Linked DNA regions of Homo sapiens: region 1 is linked to region 2. Evidence: read pairs that join two places in POLR2A ChIA-PET (ENCODE). Cell type or tissue: A673. All regions are shown on one strand. Each heading gives the region's core, and the rest is flanking DNA. Links, peaks and the distances in the headings are about the cores only.

Region 1 (8,333 bases), core at 70-8,069, 180 kb after region 2:
CCTTGGAAGCTCCAGCCAGGATTCTATTTTGATTTAATAAGCTTTTCACATCAGTGCCAGGTCACGGCTATGCACACAGCATATAGAGAGAAATCAGACACCAAGATGTCACAGTTACAGCATGACCAATTTGTGAAAGACATTTAATGATGTCCTACTAAATGATGGGAACAGATAGCATGGTCAGAGAAAACCTGTTTGGCTTGGGTTCTCTTAAAAAAAAAAAAAAAAAGACACTAGGCCGGGTGTGGAGGCTCATGCCTGTAATCCCAGCACTTTGGGAGGCTGAGGCTGGTGGATCACGAGGTCAGGAGTTCAAGACCAGCCTGGCCAGCATGGTGAAACCTCGTCTCTACTAAAAATACAAAAATTAGCTGGGCGCTGTTGTGGGCTCCTGTAATCCTAGCTACTCAGGAGGCTGAGGCAGGAGAATTGCTTGAACCCGGGAGGCAGAGGTTGCAGTGAGTGGAGATCATGCCACTGCACTCCAGCCTGGGTGACAGAGCAAGACTCCAACTTGAAAAAAAAAAAGAAGACACTAAAACATGATTAGATGTGCAAGAGATGTTGGAGGGGAAATATTTGTGAACAAAAAAGAGGAAGGAGGCATAAGTAGGCAGGGAAGGACTCCAGACAACACCAAGGGTCTAAGACACGTGAAAGAAGATCAGAGAGGAAGGACTGGGTAGGGAGAGCCTCAGATCACAGCACAGTGCTGAGAAAGTCTTGGCTAGGCCAATGGGGAGTCCCCAAGGAAAGATGCCCAAGACTGGAATCCTGCACTGGGCAGAATCCTGCACCAGCACCATTACCCCTGACATGCTGAGTCACTGGCTAGGAACAGCCTGGAGGAAGCATTGTCTCACTGTGAATGCAGTGGCAGCTCCAAAGAGGCAGAGGCATGTGCTTATCACAGACAAGGCAGTGAATCCAAGGCGGCAGGAGACCTGGGGCTGTCCATCATCAACTCTGCTTTCTTCTGGTCCTCCTGAAGGCGATCTGGGTAATGTACTTCTGTGGCTGCCACAGCCCTCCTTAGTAAGAGATATTTAAGTTAGTGTCTAATGGGTAAATAGGAGTTAGCCAGAGACAGCATATTCCAGGTAGAGGGAACAGCATGGGTCAACATCCTAAGGAAGAGGAGGTCCTGGCACATTCAAGGAAGTTAATTAAGGAAGACCATTGTGATTAGAGCGCAGAGTGGGGTAGGGGTGGGTGTATAATAAGGCTGAAGAGGATAGCTTGGACCAGATCTCTGCAATGTCACAGCAAACTCCACCTGGAGATTTTTGTCCTCAAATTTTTCCTGGGCAAACCACATACTGAGTCTCTATTTTGCGTGTATGCTTCTTGCCTTGCTCAGGGCACTATAGGGAATAAGGTTCCAGTGCCAGCTCCTTTTCTGCCACTTACTGGCTGGCAGGTGACTTTGTGCAAATTTAAAAAACCTCTCTGAGCCTCAGTTTTTGTGTCTGTAAAATGGGGATGAAAATAACAGTGCCTTGTGAAAAGAAAAATAAGTGAGCTAATGCATGTAAAGAGCTTAGCGTGGTGCTTAGCATATTATAGGAACTCATTAAGGATGATGAATATTGCTCTTAAAGTAGCAGAAGTAACAGTGTAGTCAGACCTGAGTTTTTTTGGGTTTTTTTGCTGTTTTTTTTTTGTTTGTTTGTTTTTGAGATGGAATCTCGCTCTGTCGCCCAGGCTGGAGTGCAGTGGCGCAATCTTGGCTCGCTGCAACCTCCACCTCCTGGGTTCATGCCATTCTCCCGCCTCAGCCTCCCAAGTAGCTGGGATTACAGGAAGCCGCCACCATGCCCGGCTAATTTTTTGTAGTTTTAGTAGAGACTGGGTTTCACCATGTTAGCCAGGATGGTCTTGATGTCCTGACCTCGTGATCCGCCCGCCTCAGCCTCCCAAAGTTTTGGGATTACAGGCTTGAGCCACCTCGCCCGGCCTATTTTTTTTTTTTTTTCCTTGAGACAGGGTCTTGCTCTGTTGCTCAGGCTGGAGAGCAGTGGTGCAATCACAGCTCACCGCAACCTTGAACTCCTGGGTTCAAGCAATCCTCCCAACCTAGGCTCCATAGTAGCTAGTACTATAGGCAGGCACCACCACACCTGGATTGTTTTTTAATTTTTTGGTAGAGACAGGGTCCCACTATGTTGCCCAGGATTGTCTCTAACTTCTGGCTCCAAGTGATCCTCCCACCTCAGCCTCACAAAGTGCTGGGATTACAGGCATGAGCCACCATGCCTGGTGATTTTTTAAATCAATAGACTTCAACTGGCAAGAACACATAGAGAAGTTATAATTTTAAAAACACTAAAATGTCCATTTATAATAGCAACTCTAAAATTGGATTATAATTACATTAAATCAGAGTTAAAGAAACTTGTATTGAAAGACCTAATAATAATAATAATAATAAATACAAGAAAATGCCTTTTCTTCTTTTCAGAGCTGGGCACCATGTGTCAGGCATTGTACTAAGTCCTTCACATGCTTTAATTTTTTCAACCCTCACAACAACTCTCTAAAGGACACATTAACTCCACCACACAGATGTGGAAACTGGGGCTCAGAGAGGTTAAGTAACTTGCCCAGGTTGCAGAGCTAGGCAGTGGGTGAACATGGGACCTCAAGCTCTAGTCTCTCTCTCAGAAGTAGCATGCTATTCCCATTACATGACGTAGGCTCCATAATTATCAGTGCTTTGGGGGTACTTTTCTTAAAACTTAAATAAATGGAGAAATGGCTCCTGTTCCTGGACAAGTTGTAAAGATGTAGTTTTTTCCACAGTTAATTTGCACATTTATTGCAACACCAATCAAATTCCCAACAGGACTTTCCTTGCAATTGGACAGAGTAGTTCCACCTTAGGCAAGAAAAACACGGACTATTTAGACAAAAAGAAAACAGATGGAAAGTGACTCCCATCCACTGGCAAAGTGTAGTAGTTAGGGGTCTTGGGTACTTGACTCAGATAGACCTGGGTTTGATTCCCAGCACTAATGCTTTATTTGCTGTGTGAATTTGGGTAGACCAATCTGAGTCTCAGTTTTCTTATCTGTAAAATGGGGCTGATGACGCCTGCTTTTCAGAATGGTGAGGATAAAATGAGTAAAGTTCCTGGCATGGCACATAATAAGCCCTCAACAAATGGCAGCTAGTAATAGTAGTAATAATAGCAGTCAGATTGGTAGCAGTAGTGCCAGATAGCAGTAGCCTCAATGAAGACATCTGTGCAGAGGTGTTAGAAATTAAGTTGCTAAGACGTCTGAGCTGGAGCTGCCTGGCTCAAATGCCTGATCTTCTTCTTGGCTTGCTTCTTTGTCTCTTTGGGTGGAACCCTCCCAGGAAGGGCAGTTTGAATGGACTGATGGCTCATCCTATGACTACAGCTACTGGGATGGCAGCCAGCCAGATGATGGCGTCCACGCGGACCCAGAAGAAGAGGACTGCGTGCAGATATGGTACAGGCCTACCAGTGGTGGGTACCCCTGAGACCAAGGCTCTTGCAGGGGAGCCCAGGAGGTGTCACAGGTGGGGAGAGCGGAGAAGGGCCTTGGGGGAAGAGGAGCACCTGATGGCCTGAGACTGGCAAATTGTTCAGCACCTTGGAGAGCGGTGGAGGTCACTAGGGTGTCGGGGGCATGGCCATTCGCCACAATGGATATGCTTTAAACAACATTAAATGGGGTTTGGTTGACACATAAACTCCAACTTGAATGAAAAGATGTTATAAATAGAAGCATGGGGGGAATAAAGACTTGTATAGAGAGTAGTCAAGGGGTGATGCTTCCATGTCAACTCAACAACACATCAAAGTGCAAGCCCCTTCCACAGACTCATGCTCCTGAAGCAAGCCACATGTGTGGTGGCATGAGGGTGTGGGTAGTGAGAAGAGTATAGACTTGAATTCAAATTCTGGCCCTGTTTCTTTCTAGTTCTGTGTCATTGCAGAGAATTACTTATCCTCTCTGAGATTCTGTTTCTTCTTCTATAAAATGGGCTTAATAATTTGTCCTACCTACAAGACTGCTGTGAGGATTAAAGGAGGCACAGTTGATATAGCACCGTGGCAAGAGCATGGACTCGGGAGTTGACTGCCCTTGTGTGAACCCCCGCTCCATCCTTAATGTGTAGCCCAAAGAGAATGCCTTAACCTCTTGGTGCCTCAGATTCTTTGTCTTCAAAATGTGGCTAATGATACTTAACTCACAGGTTAATGTGAATAAAAAAAGAAGATAGTGCTCATAGAATAGCTGCCATGCTCAGTATTCAGTATTAGCAATCACCAGCATCATCATGAATCATCACTTTCACACCAATGTTAAGAAATAGAAACAATATTCCCACTTTGCTGATGAGGAAAACGAGGCTCAGAGAAGTTCAGCAACTTGTTCAAGGTCACACAGCAAGCTAAGTAGTGGAGCTGGGTTTCAAATCTAGATCTACAGAACTCCAGACCCAGACACTTAATTGTTATTCCCTCTTTGCTCTTTTTTCTTTTCCTAATTAGGGGAGGGAGGTAGAGAACAGCTTATTTTCCTGGGAGCCCTCCTGGAGCCCTGGGTAGCCAGAGTTGGGCCAAGCCTCTGGCTGAAGTTCATCCTCCCATCCAAGGTGACAAGCCAGAATCAGCTTTATGCAAGAGTAAGGCTGGACAGCAGGCTTGTCAAGTATCAGCAAGAAAGGGCTGCCAGCATAGACACAAGGCCTATTGGAGATGGCTTTTACTTCAGAGGAGTGGTGGGGTTACTTTTATCTTGGCGGATGGATTTTCACCCAGATTCTCTGCTTCTTTCCATCACAGCTCTGAGGTCATGGAATGATAACACCTGCAGCCGGAAGTTCCCCTTTGTCTGCAAAATCCCATCTCTGACCATTCATTGATCCTGTCTTGTCCTACTGGTGTGAGCTCAACTCTAGTATCATCTTGTAGCTGTAACCAGTGTAGAATTGACATTGAATACATGTAAAACATACATAGGAAGTAAATCTCTTGGACAGAGATTTTAAACAAGCAGATCTTAATTATACAGGGTGGTCACTTGGCCAAGTGTCAGGAAAGCCAGCTCAAATTGGCTTAATTTTTTAAAGTGTTTTTTTTTTTAAATTGACCCAAGTAACAAAAATCCAGGGGTTGTTCTGATTCAGAGTTGAATCTCACTGGCCTGGCTCGGGTCACGTGCCCATCCCTGAAGCAATCACTTTGGCATATGCTAAGTGGCTAGCTCCTGCTTAGCTGTACATCTTTGGACAAAATGGGGTGGAAGTCACATTATCAGAGGCGCTGGGAGTGGGGGAAAATGCGGGGGGGTGTTGGTCAAAGCATACAAACTTTTGGAAATAAGATTAATAAGTTTGGGAGGCTTAATGTACAGCGTGATGACTATAGTTAATAATAATGTATTGTATTCCTGAAATTTGCTACGAGAGTAATTTTTTTTTTTGAGACAGAGTCTCACTCTGTTGCCCAGGCTGAAGTGCAATGATGCAATCACAGCTCACTGCAGCCTCAACCTCCTGGGCTCAGGTGATCCTTCCACCTCCAGTCCCCAGAGTAGGTGGGACTACAGGACGCTACAGGCGCATGCCACCACATCTAGCTAACTTTTGTATTTTTTTTTTTAAATAGAGACGAGGTTTCATCATGTCATCCAAGCTGGTTTCGAACTCCTGGGCTCAAGGGATCCACCCACCTCAGCCTCCCAAAGTACTGGGATTACAGGCATGAGCCACTGCGCCTAGCCAAGAATACATCTTAAATATTCCCGTCAACACATGGGCTCAAAGATGAGGCTGGTTCTTCAAAGGAAAACAAAAAGATTACCAAACTCATAAATTGCTGGTGGGAATGTAAAATAGTGAAGCCACTGTGGAAAAGTTTGGCAGTTCCTCAAAAAGTTAAACATAGAATTACATCTAAGCCAGCAATTCCACTCCTAGATCTCGACCTAAGAGAATCGGAAACAGGTATTTAAATATAAGTGGTCGGCCAGGTGTAGTGGCTCATGCCTGTAATCCCAGCACTTTGGGAAGCTGAGGAGAGAGGATCACTTGAGCCCAGGAGTTGAAGATCAGCCTGGGCAACATAGTAAGACCCCATCTCCATAAGAAAAATTTTTTAATTAGCCAAGCATGGTGATGCACATCTGTAGTCCCAGCTGTTTGGGAGGCTGAGATGGGAGGATCACTTGAGCCCAGGATATCAAGGCTGCAATGGACCATGATTGTGCTTCTGCACTCCAGCCTGGGTGACAGAGCAAGACCCTGTCTCAAAAAACAAAAACAAAAAAATGTGATCACAGCAGCATTATTGATAAAAACCACAAAAAAAATGAAGACAACCCAAGTGCTCACCAACAGATGAATGACTAAACAAATGTGGTCTATTCATAGGGTGGAATATTATTCAAGCATAAAAAGGAATGAAGTAACGATAGATACTACAACCTGAATGAACCTGAAAAACATTATGCTTCCAGTCACAAAAGACCACATGTTGTATGATTCCATATATATGAAATATCCAGAATAGGCAAGTCTATAGAGATGGAAAGTGGATTAGTGGTTGCCAGGGGATGTGTGGAGGGGGAATAGAAAGTGAGTGCTAATAGGTATGGGATTACTTTGTGAGGTGACAAAAATTATCTGCAATTAGATAGTGGTAATGGCTGCACAATATTGTAAATGTACAAGAAGCCACTGAACTGTACATTTTAAAATAATAGTTAAAATGATAAATTTTACATTATATGAATTTTTATTTTTATTTTTTGGAGACAGGGTCTCACTCTGTTGCCCAGTCTAGAGTGCAGTGATGCAATCACCTATCACTGCAGCCTCGACCTCTCAAGCTCAAGTGATCCTCCTGCCTCAGCCTCCCAAGTAGCTGGGACTACAAGAGCGCACCACCTCTCCCAACTAGGTTTTTTTTTTTTTTTTTTTTTTTCATAGAGACAGGGTTTCCCCATGTTGCCCAAGCTGGTGTCAAACTCCTGAGCTCAAGTGATCTGCCTGCCTCAGCCTCGCAAAGTGCTAGGACTACAGGCGTGAGCCACTATGCCTGGCCCATTACATGACGTTTACCTCAATTTTTAAAAATGTTACCAGAAGAAAGAATGCATGCCGGGCAGGAAAAGCAATAGATATTTATTAGCAGAAAGAACATTGGACAGAGAGGCAGGAGGCCTCAGTTCCATTTCCAATTCTGTGAGCCTTGTTTCTGCTTTGGTATGGACTGGGGTTGGGGGGAACCTGAAAATCTGGGCCCTCCAGTACCAACAAGGAAGCACAGAGAGATTAAAATGCACACAAAAAAATCAATTGGCATTTGGTAAATTGTGCCGCTTCTCAGATTTTTGCAGGAATATTCTTCTGAAAAGGATGTTAAAATGGGACTTTCCTATTGCTTCAGAATTGGTCCTGGGACCTACAACTGAAAGCAACAGGTACTAATTACCTCTCATTCTGAAGAGAGCAATGAACACATGGGACCATTCAACTACCCTTAGAGCTTATATAATGGTTTGCAGACCTGGCCTTACTACAATCGACCACATGAGTAGAGAAAGACAAACACTGAGATCGTTGGCCTTGTGGGGAGCATAGCGCCCACAGTTGAAAGGGTTTTTACCTTTTCTTCCTTTGAAAGTAGGAGGGGTTGCTTTCTCTCCATCTACAGTGTCAAGTGAGCAGAGCTTTAGGAAATTGCTTGTAGAGATTGGAGTGCCCATAAGAAAGATGCACTGGCTTCTCACTTCCCAGCAGAATGCTGGCTATGCTGTTAAAAATTCTGCCCTCCCCAGTACTACACTGGAGAGGAACTGGGTCAGAGACTCCTCAAGAATGCTTAATGCACCCAGACATGGTGGCTCATGCCTGTACTCCCAACACTTTGGGAGGCCAACATAGGAGGGTCACTTGAACCCAGGAGTACGAGATCATTCTAAGCAATATAGTAACACCCCACCTCTAAAAAGAAAAAAAAATTAGCCAGGTGTGATGGCATACACCTGTAGTCCCAGCTACTCTAGAGGCTGAGGTGGGAGGATTGCTTTACCCCAGGAGGTTGAGGCTACAGTGAGCTGTGATCATGCCACTGCATTCTAGCCCAGGTGACAGAGTGAGATCCTATCTCATTAAAAAAAAAAAAAAAAAAAAAAAAAGATGCTTTAAACATTTATCCTGCGAATTTAGGAGTGTAAGGAGGAAAACTTTTTCTCTATCCTCTTATGTTCCTTTCTGGAGGCCTGTGAATCAAACTGTCAAAAGACAGATTAACAGAAGAAAAGGTATAAGAGTTGTATAGATGTTTTTAC
Region 2 (8,333 bases), core at 238-8,237:
TTCTTGGGCCTTAGCCTCCCGAGTAGCTGGGATTACAGGCACCTGCCACCACGCCTGGCTAATATATATATATATATATATATATTTTTTTTTTTTTTTTTTAGTAGAGATGGGGTTTCATCATGTTGGCCAGGCTGGTCTCGAACTCCTGACCTCAGGTGATCTACCTGCCTCGGCCTCCCAAAGTGCAGGGATTACAGGTGTGAGTGAGCCACCGCGGCCGGCCTCTATCATTTTCTGACTCAGCAGCTCCACCAAAATTGACATCCTAGCAAACACTGTGAAGGAATTAACCTAAGTGCTTCCAGAGCATCTCATGTAACCTCTATGGAGTAAGTCACTTTTTCTGTAACATGTGGCTTTTGACCTTGATGAAGACTTTGACTTCTCATCCCTGTCTACATGGAGGAAGATGATTCAGTGGTGGGGAAAATGAACCTCGGTAACATTTCCAATGTCCTTCAAGAGGGAAACAAGTTCAGTGTTATCATCGTGGCATTCGTTAGTTTTTTTTTTTTTAAATCACTTGTTTAGATACAACTTTATTTTTTTATACCTACATAGCACATGACTGGGGGGATAAAGCATGTATAAGTTGGGAGAGGGTAAAGAATGTGTGACTATGTATACAGAAAATAGACTAAAATGTGCAGCAAAATGATATATACTGTAATCTGGTTTTTGAAGTATCTACTATTCTGGAATATTGTTAAACAACTTTTTGCTTTTGAAAAAAAAAGGTGCCTTGATTCAGTTGCGTGACTTAGAACATTCATCCTATTTTATTGTGATTTTTAATGTCTTCTGACCCCAAACTGTGTTTTTGGTTGCAGTCTGGCGGCTGCAGGCATAGCGTCGGTTTTGTTCCAATAACAGAGACCAAAGAGTTAATCAGATATGGTTCAGCTGCTACAATTGTATGATTCAAAGGCAATTTAATCACCCCAAATTTCCATGGCCCCCACAGTCAAGACCTGCCATTCGTTTTCTCTTGCAGGTTGGAGTAAATTTGCACTTTGAATCATGTGGGTCATTTGGGGACCTTGTTCTTTTCTATTTTGCTTTATTAATAAAGGAACTTGTAGAAACCTCTGGACTGAATGTCAGATCTGGGGAGGGCTTTCGTCTTCCCGGAGGGCAGCCTGTGCCTGTGCTGGCTTGTAGTTCCTTGCACAAGCCTCAACTGCTTTGAGCATCTGGGTGTATGGGAAACTTTTCCCATGCATTAAGGCTGGGGATCATTCTTGTGTAGAATTAGCTCTGTATACAGGTGGGAAAAAAATGCTAGTTCACAATGCTACAGGTGTGCTCCCTGGAATCCTGAATCTTCAAGTCTTCCTGGCCTAGAACCTTCTGCCCCCACCTCTCCTCTCTGCCTGACTCTCCCACCCCTGCTCCCCCACACATACCCAAACACAATTTACGTCTTGGCCTGTGGCTCAAGAATTTTGTCCAGAAATCTCTTAGGCCCTCAGGCCCTTGCGAAATGGTAAACATTTGCTAATACGAAAAACCACCAGGCTTAGCAGGAGATAGAATCTTGGAGACTAAGGGTTGTTCAGAGCCCCAGAGCCAGGTAGAAGCCCAGGGAAACCTGCAGCCATGATGAAACAGTAGTTGTGGTCAGGCACGGTGGCTCACACCTGTAATCCCAGCACTTTGGGAGGCTGAGGCGGGCAGATCACGAGGTCAAGAGATCGAGACCATCCTGACCAACATGGTGAAACCCCCGTCTCTACTAAAAATACAAAAATTAGCTGAACGTGGTGGCATGTGCCTGTAGTCCCAGCTACTTGGGAGGCTGAGGCAGAAGAATCACTTGAACCCGGGAGGCAGAGGTTGCAGTGAGCCGAGATTGCACCACTGCACTCCAGCCTGGCGACAGAGTGAGACTCCATCTCAAAAAAAAAAAAAAAAAAAAAAGAAAAGAAACAGTAGTTGTGTAGGGCACTTGCCCAGGGGAATGTTGGTGGGGTGTGTTTCGCTTGGTTTTCAACAAATAATACTGTCCGACGGCATTGAGGACACACACACAGAAGTGGCCAAGACAGACATGTCTTCTCTCTTATGAGCTCACAGAGACAGGCAGACAGGCAATGAAAGAACCCATTACCGTACAGCGTGGTAGGTGCTGGGTAGGAGAAAGTTTTTCAAAACCAAACAAGGGTACCTCGTGCACTTTAGGGTTTTCAGGAAAGCTCCTTGGAAGAAGTGACATCTAAGTTGAGATCCAAAGATAGGTGGGAATTAGCCAGGTGAAGGGAGTTGGGCTGGAGAAGAATATATTGAACGCAGAGATGAAAGAACATTCCAGTTTGGCTGGAAAGTAGGGGCAGGTGGAGAGGAGGGGAGGAGGATTCAATGGAAAGGATGAGGTGGGAGGGAGTTTGAAGCCAGAGCTTCTCAGGCTGGAGTGTGCAGATCACCTGGGAGCCTTGTTAGAACGCAAGTTCTAGCTGGGCGCAGTAGCTCACATCTGTAATCCCAGCACTTTTGGAGGCCTCAGCGGGGGGATCACTTGAAGTCAGGAGTTTGAGACCAGCCTGGCCAACATGACAAAACCCCATCTCTACTAAAAATACAAAAATTAGCCAGGGGTGGTGCGCATGCCTATAGTCCCAGCTACTTTGGATGCTGAGGCCCGAGAATTGCTTGAGCTCGGGAGGCGGAGGTTGCACTGAGCTAAGATTGTACCACTGCACTCCAGCCTGGGCAACAGAGTGGCACTCTGTCTCAAAAAAGCAAAAACAAACAAAACAAACAAACCAAAAAAAACCCCCCAAAAAAACCCAAGTTCTGATTCAACAGGTCTTGCCTTCTTTTTTATTTATCTATTTTTCTGAGACAGGGCCTTGTTCTGTTGCCTAGGCTGGAGTGGAATGGCAGGATCATAGCTCACTGCAACCTCAACCTCCCAGGCTCAAGAGATCCTCCTGCCTCAGCCTCCTGACTAGCTGGGACTACAGGAATGCACAGCTAACTTAAAAAATTTTTTGTAGAGATGGAGTCTTGTTCTCTTGCCCAGGCTGGTCTCACACTCCTGGCCTCAAGCCATCCTCCTGCCTTGGCCTCCCAAAGCACTAGGAATACAGACGTAAGCCACCATGACTGGCAGGTCCTGAGATTTGGCCTCTTTAACAAGCTGCCAGGGAATGGTGATGCCACTGGTACAGAGTCCACACACACACACACACACGCACACACGCAGCTGCAGACCACACAGAGAGTTTGAACTGATCAGAGGGCACTGTTGAATCACTTTAGACAAGGAGTGGCAAGGTCACATTTGAATTTGGCTCACTCTGGCTAGTGTGGAGAGTGGATTATACAGGGGTTGGCAAACTACCACCTGAGTATTTATTTTTGTAAATAGTGTCATTGGTACACAGCCACGTCCATTAACATACTGTTTATGGCTGCTTTCGTGCTACCTGGGCAGAGCTGAATAACTGTGACAGAGGCCAAATGGCTCACAAAGCTGAAGATATTTACTTTATGGCCCTTTGTAGAAAAAGTTAGCCAAGCTCTGGAGCAAGACTATAAGGAATTGGATGCTGCAGTGGTCCAGGCCTGGGCAGGGGGCCAGAGGTAGGGACAGAGAGACAAGTTAGAGACAGACAGTGGCGTGCATTAATGCAAAGACTTGTCGGCAGGGCGTGGTGGCTCATGCCTGTAATCCTAGCACTTTGGGAGGCCAAAGCAGGCAGATCACTTGAGGTCAGGAGTTCGAGACCAGCCTGGGCAATACGGTGAAACTCCGTTTCTACCAAAAATACAAAAAGAAAAGAAAAGAAAAGAAAAAAAAAACAGGTGTGGTGATACATGCCTATAGTCCCAGCTACTCGGGAGGCTGAAGCAGGAGGATCACTTGAACCCAGGAGGCAGAGGTTACAGTGAGCTGGGATCACACCACCGCACTCCAGCCTGGGCAACAAAGTGAGACTCTATCTCAACAACAAAAGCAAAAAAGACTTGTCTTCAAATCTTGTGTTCTGCACTTCTTATCTACGTGTCTCTACAAGTTACCTAATCCTCTTTGTATCTTGATTCCCTCATCTGTAAAATGGGATTAATAATGGAACCTTGCCCATAGGAGTGATTGAGGATTAAGTGAGATTTTTGCATGCAAAGTGCTTGGCACAGATTAAGCGCCCAGTACGCGTCAGTGTAGAAGCAATTATTAGAATGGCCTGAAAATGCCATTCTAATAATCCCAGCACTTCGGGACGCTGAGGTGGGAGGATCACTTGAACGCAGGAGTTCGAGGCCAGCCTGCACCACATAGCGAGACCCCCATCTCTACAAATAATTAAAACTAGAGTGGCATTTTCACATAATCTGTGTCTCTAACCTCTTCCTCTGCTCACTTTGCTCAAGCTCATTCTTTCTCCTCTGCAGGGTCTGTTTCCCTGTCGTCCACCCCCGATCATCTCTCTGCTACCCAGTTTTTGTTCATCTCCTTCCTTGATGTCCAGGGCATTTTCCACTATGAAAAGGTTTTATTCGGGATACTATGGTAGACTGGTTACAACAATAGTCTCTGATCTCCAGTTTTCTTACACCTATGCCCTTTGCAAAGTGATTTTGCAATCTTTTCCATCAAGAAGGGTTGCCCTTTTGCCTACCCCTTACATCTGGAAGGGCTTTGTGAGTTTGTTTATTTATTTATTTATTTATTTATTTATTTATTGGAGATGGAGTCTCGCTCTGTCGCCCAGTCTGGAGTGTAGTGGCACTATCTCGGCTCACTGCAACCTCTTCCAGGTTCAAGCGATTCTCCTGCCTCAGCCTCCTGAGTAGCTGGGATTACAGGCGCCTACCATAACGCCTGGCTAATTTTTGTATTTTTAGTAGAGACAGGGTTTTGCCATGTTGGCCAGGCTGGTCTCCGACTCCTGACCTCAGGTGATCCGTCCACCTTGGCCTCAAAAAGTGCTGGGATTACAGGCGTGAACCACCGCGCCCAGCTGTAAGTTTCTTTGATCAATCGAATGTGGCAGAGGGACATGGTGCTAGTTCCTGGCCTAGGCCTCAAGAGGTCTTGTCTATTTCTTATTGTTCTCTTAGAAGGCCACTGCTACCATGTGAACGGCTCACCTGCTGGGGGATGAGCGATCACATGGCTCCTTCAACCCTGTCCCCAGAGCCGCCAGCCAGCCGACTGGGAGATATGGGAATGAGGACATCCTAGACCAGCCTCCTCACCTCCTCCCCAGTGCCCGAATAGACCTGACCACTGACTGATGGAAACACTCAAGTGAACTAGCCAAGATCAGCAGGTCCTGGCCCAGATCAGCAGAACCACCCGGCTGGCCCATAGACTCTGAGCAATAATAGACAGATACTTCGTGTTTTAAGCCACTGAGTTAGAGGTGGTTTATTGTTCAGCAACAACTAACTGATATGGATGCCTAGGAAAATCTGGCATAAAAAGGCTGCCACTGCAGTAAATAGAAGCAGTTCATTTTTCTGTTTGTTTGTTTGCTTGTTTAGAGATGGGGTCTTGCCCTGTTGCCCAGGCTGGAGTACAGTGTCACCATTATAGCTCACTGCAGATTCAAACTCATGGGCTCAAAAGATCCTCCCACCTTAGCTTCCCAAGTAGCTAGGACTACAGGCATGCACCACCATGCATTGCTAACTTTTTCAATTTGTATTTTTTTTTGGTCAAGACAGGATTTTGCTTGCAAGAAAACAAGCTCAGGGCTCCCACTGATTCTACATTATGACAAGTTGTATAATTATTTCATTATGTATTACAATAATAAAAAGAAAAATAAAGTGCACAATAAATGTCATGTACTTGAATCATCCAAACACCATCCTCCCCCCACACCCAGCCCATGAAAAAATTGTCTTCCATGAAACTGGTTCCTGGTGCCAAAAAGTTGGGGACTGCTGGATTAGGGACTCAGTAGACTTCCTCTGACATCTCATTGGCCAGAATAATGTCACATGACCATTCTTAGCTGCAAGGGAAGCTGGGAAAGAGAGCCTGGCACATGGCATACAGCAGCCCTGAGCAGTAGATGAAGAAAGAATGAGTATAGTGGGTAAATAAGAGTCTGTCAGAGGCCAGGCATGGCAGCTCACACCTGTAATCCCAGCACTTTGGGAGGCTGAGGCAGGTGGATCACCTGAGGTCAGGACTTTGAGACCAGCCTGACCAACCTGGCAAAACCCCATCTCTACTAAAAATACAAAAATTAGCCAGGCATGGTAGCGTGCACCTGTAGTCCCAGCTACTCAGGAGGCTGAGATGGGAGAATTGCTTGAACCCAGGAGGCAGAGGTTGCAGTGAACCGAGATAAGCACCATTGCACTCTAGCCTGTGTGACAGAGTGAGACTCCATCTCGAAGAAAAAAAAAAGTCTGCCAGAGAAATACCACAAACACACAGCTGAAGACTCTGTCAAAGAAGTGAGAAGTAATTAGAGAATTTACCATTCTGTAATTATTCAGTTAATACTTGCGTACTTGCGTTAAGTTTTAGGATTTAGTAAATGCCCCATAAGTGTTAGGATTGACATCTCAGCTCCACCTGTCACTGGGTGTATTCTTCTGGGCAAATCAATTAACCTGTCTGGACATCAATCCCTTCATTTGCAAAATGAAGGAGATAATCTCTCCTCTTATAGGTTCCTTGGAAGAGTCAAAAAGTAAAATGGAGAAACTGAGAAGTGTTATCTAAATGTCGACTGTGTTCTTTTAGGAATGCACCAGCATTTCTGGAACCACAGGAAGGTGAGTCCATTTCTTAAGGAATCACTCTTAGGCACTCTGCCAGATGTCTCCCTGCCACCAAACTTCCTTTCCCACAGGACTGTGAATGGGTCTGCGGTTGTGACTTTTTGTTGTAGTTGCGTCCCCAGAAGAGAGATACAGTGAGAGCATCAACCACATGCTTATCTCATTCTTACTTCTAAAGTGTGTCATCTTTCTCCCCAGTCTGATTTTCATTGCTTGAGTTCCTGGGCAGAAAGCTTAGGCTAGTTGTTCTCAATCCTGGCTTCATAACAATGGGTAAGGGGCTTTGTAAAAATACTCATGCTTGGGACCCCACCTAAGACCAGAGAGATCAGAACTTAGGAGGATGCAGCTAAGGCATGGGAGCTGTTTACATCTCCCTGGACAATTTTAGAGTGCAGCTGGGGTTGTGAACCAGTGACCTAGGTCAGATGGCCCTTCTGGAACCTGCAGTGCTCAGTAGAGTACCTGCAATCTCTCCACTAGATGTTGTGGAAGCACCAGCTGGTTTGCATGAGGTTTGCTACGTGGCTGAGACAGAAAGGTTAAGGGTGGTGATGGTGGTGCTGGGGGACCAAATCCTAGGAGAGAGCTCTTCAGCTGAGAGACACAAGGCAAAATATAATTGCTAAGTGGGCAATGGGGCTTCATCCATTTGGCAGTTCCCCTTTTCCCCAACCCCAAGGAGAAGGAAACAGTTAAACCAAAAAAAGAGGCATCAGAGTCATCCTGAAACTTCTCAGTAATGAAACGCCTCAATATTCAGAGGGAGAGTGCCCTGTTCTTTCTTGCTCTGTCGCCCAGGCTGGAGTGCAGTGGGGCAGTCATAGCTCACTGCAGCCTGAAATCCTGGGCTGAAGCAATCCTCCTGCCTCAGGTTCCTGAGTAATTGGGACTCCAGGTGCTGCCACAACGCCTGGCTTTTTATTTTATTTTATTTTTATTTTTAAAGATGGGGGTCTTACTCGGTTGCCCATAATGTTCTCAAATTCCTGGCCTCAAGGGATACTCCATCTCGGCCTCCCAAAGTACTAGGATTACAGGTGTGAGCCACCATGCCTGGCTGCCCCACTTCTTTTAATCTTGTAGCCTGCAGATAACATATGTCAGATACAGCCTGTCTTCACAAAATGCTGGCTCTTTTCATGAATATTCAATGGTTTTGCCTACATTATCTCAATCTCTCTCCCCAACTCATCTTTAGGTGTAGTGGCTGGCACTTAAAAAAAATAAAGTCTATCAAGACACCTTCTAATGAAGCCAGGGAAAAAAAAGACCCCTAGGAGTCCCACTGCGTGCCAGACTCAGGCTAAATGCTTTTAAGGACCAAATCTCTCAAATGATTTTTATCTTCATGGTTTATTCAATCATTAGTCTCCTCAAATTAGCAGCTATGCCTCTGATGGGCAACTGTCGATCCTTATCAAAATGAAAGCATTAAAACATATTTCAACCTTGGAGACAAATGGTTGTGGCATTTGAAGAAGAGAAGCCTTCAGGATCTTGCATGGCAGAAAACTGCAGGCTAGAAACCCTGCTCCAGATTTTAAGCAATGGACTTGTGATGATTCTTTTTTCTCTGATAA

The links. Peaks named below come from ENCODE experiments on the same cell type or tissue, not always from the same donor. Only the 100,000 strongest peaks of a DNase experiment are listed, where the experiment ranks them.
Region 1: POLR2A ChIA-PET joins it to region 2 with 16 read pairs; 2 of 35 experiments call an interaction of 5 or more read pairs at or near these places.

What each region holds. Positions count from the first base shown.
Region 1 is chr16:19,304,182-19,312,514 of GRCh38, forward strand. CLEC19A (C-type lectin domain containing 19A) reads left to right here. Exons shown (of 5, transcript NM_001256720.2): 4 at 3,364-3,496; 5 at 4,823-6,766. The coding sequence ends at 4,902. Among named protein-coding and RNA genes, the nearest start is that of CLEC19A, 23 kb to the left of the region's middle. In A673, for the core only: no CTCF peak of the experiment used is centred there; no DNase peak of the experiment used is centred there.
Region 2 is chr16:19,120,542-19,128,874 of GRCh38, forward strand. ITPRIPL2 (ITPRIP like 2) reads left to right here. Exons shown (of 1, transcript NM_001034841.4): 1 at 1-1,088. It overlaps LOC124903657 (a long non-coding RNA gene), which reads left to right and starts at 6,305. Exons shown (of 2, transcript XR_007065011.1): 1 at 6,305-6,744. In A673, for the core only: no CTCF peak of the experiment used is centred there; no DNase peak of the experiment used is centred there; H3K27ac peaks cover 279 bases.